Regions from separate parts of the Homo sapiens genome. Here region 2 is linked to region 1. Evidence: chromatin loops called from intact Hi-C (ENCODE). Cell type or tissue: PC-3. All regions are shown on one strand.

Region 1 (2,500 bases):
AGAACATAGTAGATATTTTGTCATAGAGTTTACTGTATACTTATCTATCTATCTATCTCAGTATCTATTATCTATCTACATAAAGAAACATTTTTAACACATTTTCTCTATGATTTTTTTTATTCCCTCAGGGAAAATCTCCCCTACTCATTTACAGCAGGTTATTTTCACAGACCTTGCAAATGCATATGAGTTACTCAGTAGAGAGTGAATTAAATACCAAGAAAAATCAATGAAGCTCTGAAATAACTTTTAAAGAAATGATACACCTTAAAGTTGATGCAAATGGCAAATATGGAATAGATGCTTTCATGTCATGCTAGCAGATACGGCATTGTAAAGGTTTTAAAGTCAAGTGGTCTAGGGATTACATCTGGGCTTTTAATCACATTAGAACATAACTTTGAACATATTTCTGGACTCGTTTAAATCAATTTGCTCATCTTTAAAATGTATGATTTTACAGTAATTTTAAAGATGGTATTGCATGACAAGATAATATATGTAACAAGCTAAGATCAGTATAGATTTTATGGCAAATAATAAATGGCATCTATAATTGTTGTATTGCTAACACTACTTTTATCATTTCTACTACCAAGATTATCTCATAGTTCTGACTTAAGGATATAGTTACTGTATTCATTATAAAGTCTACAGTGATATGTTTTATGTGGTTTAGGCATGTTTTGAAGAGCCTCACAGATTTCTAGATCTATGAGCAATCCTGAGCATTCCTCACCGTTGGCATGCATGTTAAGGACAATAAATTGAATAGCCCACACTACTTTCTGGTTGCTAGCACCTGGTAACTTTAAACTCCCTGCCCATGCCATCTCATTCATTGCCTTTAACATATTCTTTTTGGAAGACAAATATTTACTGAGTGTGTACTAAATACTAGGTGTGAATTAAATGGTGTTGAACAAAAAAAAGGTATTTATAGTCGGAAAAGAGACAACAAACAAGTTAATAAATACCTCGTTGATAATGGTAAACATGAAGAATAAAAACGAAGTGTTATCATAAAAGAGGCAGTTTATGGGGAGGGGTTATTTGAGTCATAACAATCAATAAAGTCATCTTAGATAAGAAGACAGTTGAACAAAGAGCTAAATAAAGTGAGACAACAATTACTCCCATAAAGAGAAGGGGAGAACATTCCAGGACAAGAAATAGCAAGACCTAAAATGCACAATGGGTGTGTTTGAAAAGTCCAAGAAGTACAAAGAAGGCCGAGTTGGAAAAGGTGTGTGAATGAATGAGATTGTAAAGTGATGAGGTCAGAGATCCAAACACAAGAGTGTTCGGTAACTATATACTGTAGAGCCATATACAGCATAATGAAGACTTATAATGTTTTGTTGAGTGAAATGTAAACCATTGGGAGAATATGAGTAGAAAAGTCCAACAGTCTTACTTCAGTTTTCAAAGTATCACTCTGGCTGATGAGTAAAGACTATAATTTAAACAGGCAAAAGTAGAAGCAGTGAGACCAACTTGGAAGTTGGTACTATTTTCTGAGTGATGAGTAATGCTGACTTGAAATAGAATGACAGAATAAACATTTCAGAACTTAGTTGTATTTATTTCAAATACTAAGCCAAGAGAAATTGCTAGCAGATTGATCATGGAGAGATGTAAAAAAAAAAAAAAAGACCAATGAATACAATTAAATTTTAATCTGTGCAACTGGCATAATTGAGTTACTATTCAGAGAAAGGGATAAGTTTGGGGAAAGATACCACTTTTCTTCATATAGAAATAAAAAATTTAGTTTTGCACAAATTTAATTTGAAATGCCCTATCAGATTTATAATTGGTAAGCACCACTTTAAGTTAATCCATTAAAAAGAGAAAATTTATTTTTGTGGAGACTGTATCTTCTTACCCTGAAAAATAAACCTCGATACATTTTATTTCATTTATGTTCAGTAAAATTATATTTCATGTTTCCTGAAAAAACATATGCAAGTATTGATTTTAAAAGAAGTAATGACATAAAAGCATTGACCTCATATTTGTCTTTTTCATTATATTTGAAGTGTATTATTTATTTAAAAGTTAGCACTTCGTGAATTTCTGTTGGTATTTAATCCATTCTCTAGTGAAGAGATAAATGCACATGCATTTCCATTGTCTACTTCTTTTATAGTTTCCTAGTCAAACACTACCAGATCCTCACATGTCAATACCTTTGTGTGAGATTTGGGAAACTTATCATGATTTCTAAGAAAACTTTCATCTCTTGCAAATCTTACAATCTCATTTCAGAAGTAATTGCATGATTTCATTGCATTGTATTTTTTGCTGTGGATACTTAGAGAGAAGGTGAGGCTAATAAATTGAGATGGTGGACTAGGATAAAGGCAAAAGATAAATATAGGCTAATTTTATGAGGACTAAATTCATTAGTAAATAATTTTATTTCGTGATATCTCTGATGTCACTGAGGTACATAGCAAGGTTTCCCCATATAACATAAACAGGCGTTTGTCTT
Region 2 (2,500 bases), 52 kb before region 1:
AAGTGCAGTGAGCTTCTTAGAAGCCACAAGTCTTTTGCCCAAGAAGTCCCCAGTATCCTTGACAAACTTAGAGAGCCCTAATGCTTTCATCCAAACTTCTTTCTCCCTCTCCTTCACTGGGTTAGAATTGTATCATGCTCTGAAGACTCACCCAACCCTTTCATCCAACCTTTTCATTTGTTCTCATAGGTGTTTCTTCTAATAAATTTTTGCAGATTTTTGAAATTCTTCCTCAGCAGTTGCTTCCTGCAGGATCTGAAGTAACCCATTGTGGGACAATGTTTTTCCTATTTAAGGAGAGATGGACTTGATTAGCCATTAACAGGTAAGATATTACCAGAAAGTTTGGCGTTTTCAATTCTAATATTTAATTCAACAAACTTAAAACATGGCAAGAGATCAAAAGCCTGAGATTTTTTTATGTAATCTTTTTAACTTGCTTAAACCACAGAAACGTTTAGACGCTTGATATGTGTGGTGGTTAACACTGAGTGTCAACTTGATTGGATTGAAGAATGCAAAGTATTGTTCCTGGATGTGTCTGTGTGGGTGTTGCCAAAGGAGATTAACATTTGAGTCAGTGGACTGGGAGAGACAGACCCACCCTCTATCCATGTGGTCACCATCTAATCAGCTGCAAGAGCAGCTAGAATAAAGCAGGCAGAAGAAGCTGGAAGAACCAGACTTGCTGAGTCTTCCGGCCTTCATCTTTCTCACATGGTGGATGCTTCCTGCCCTTGAACATCAGACTCCAATTTCTTCAGCTTTTGGACTCCTGGATTTGCACCAGTGGTTTGCCTTTGTCCATAGACTGCAAGCTGTACTACTGGCTTCCCTACTTTTGAGGTTTTGGGACTCAGACTGGCTTCCTTCCTCCTGAGCTTACAGACACTCTGTTGTGAGACTTCAAATTGTGATTGTATGAGTCAATACTCCTTAATAAACTCTCTTTCATAGATATTTCTGTCCTATTAGGCCTGTCCCTCTAGAGAACCCTGACTAATACAATATGTTTTTATATTTCTAATAGAAAATAGAAAAGTATAGCTTAGGAAATCCCAAGTTTGGGGACATCATCACTGGCAATAATTTTCTGTAAAGAAAATAAAACTCATAATCCGGGTTGCTGGGAGAACAGTGACCTAGTATAATCCTGAAAATTGACCATGAATACACCCTATGTATTCGTTTCTTATTGCTGCTGTAACAAATTACCACCTACTTAGTGGCTAAAAAAACTGGCTAGACATAGTGGTTCATGCTTGAAATCCCAGCACTTTGGGAAGCTAAGGCAGGAGAATCACTTGATTCTGTGAGTTTTAGACCAGCCTTAGGAAACATAGTGAGACCCCGACTCTAGTAAATACTAAAAATAAGCCAGCTGCAGCAGGCAGTTGATGTCAGGGTATCATTTGAATGCAGGCGTTTGAGGCTGCAGTGAGCTGTGATTGTGCTACTATGCTCCAGCCTGGACAGCAGAGTGAGACTCTATCTCAAGGAAAAAAAATTCACATATTTATTACCTTACTGTTCTTGAGGTAAGTAATGATGTACAACATTAGTCTTGTTGGGCTATAATCAAGGTGTGTGCAGGGTTGGTTCTTTCTGGAATCTCTGCAAGAGAATCTGTTTCCTTGCCTTTTACACCTTCTGGAAGCTGCTTGCATTCCTGGGCTAGAGACCTCTTCCTCTCATCACTCAACTCAGATTATCCAGGATATTCACCATCCCAAGATCCTCAATTTAATCACATAGGCAAAGTCCTTTTCTGTGTAAAGTAATATATTAACTAGTTCTGGGGTTAGGATGTGGAAACCCTTTCTTTTCAACCCTCCTAAAAACAGAGAGAGAAACATTGGATGATAGAAACCATTGTCCAGACATAAGAAGCAGTTTATAAGTAACTTTGTTGTTCTGACTCAGAAATCTGGAACTCTCCCATAAAATCCGTTAATTAGTCTGAGACCATACAAGAAAAAGGGAGTTGCCCTTGATCTTTGAAAAAGAATGTTTTATGAAATGAAAGGGCAAGTAAAAGCTGAGGAAAAAAATTAGCAAGCTCAAAATTAATCTAGACATAATATATTTATATTAATACTATCCTCAATTTGTTCTACCAACTATGTTATAAAATCTTTCTGCTTGTTTTTTCTTTCAAATAAGAGGAAAAAAATTTGGTAGCAAGCATGCTTTCTTTTATACTCAAAAGTGAGAGTCCCTGAAGAATTTGCTTTTTCCAAATTATATATGACAAGCATGAATTCATAATGTTTTTCTCATCTATTTTCTTTAATAAAAAATATCTCAGTGTGATGTTCAAGGAAAGGCTGCAAATCTTATATAAAGATATTTCTTTTTAACTTATATCATACAAACAAAATAAATTTAGATAAATGAATTGCCTTGAAAATTGTGATAATGAATAAAACAGAACCTATGCCTAAAGAAAAGGACACAGGAATTGTTCAGGTTGACTTTTTGTTGTTGTTGCAGTTATGTT

The links. Peaks named below come from ENCODE experiments on the same cell type or tissue, not always from the same donor. Only the 100,000 strongest peaks of a DNase experiment are listed, where the experiment ranks them.
Region 2: a loop joins it to region 1, with 5 times the contacts of the local background. A loop is called at or near these places in 3 of 110 quality-filtered maps.

Annotation. Positions count from the first base shown.
Region 1 is chr5:27,905,914-27,908,413 of GRCh38, forward strand. No RefSeq gene overlaps it. Among named protein-coding and RNA genes, the nearest start is that of LINC02103, 380 kb to the right of the region's middle. In PC-3, no CTCF peak of the experiment used is centred here; a DNase peak (open chromatin) is centred at 1,498; H3K4me3 peaks cover 449 bases; H3K27ac peaks cover 528 bases.
Region 2 is chr5:27,853,837-27,856,336 of GRCh38, forward strand. No RefSeq gene overlaps it. Among named protein-coding and RNA genes, the nearest start is that of PURPL, 380 kb to the left of the region's middle. In PC-3, no CTCF peak of the experiment used is centred here; no DNase peak of the experiment used is centred here.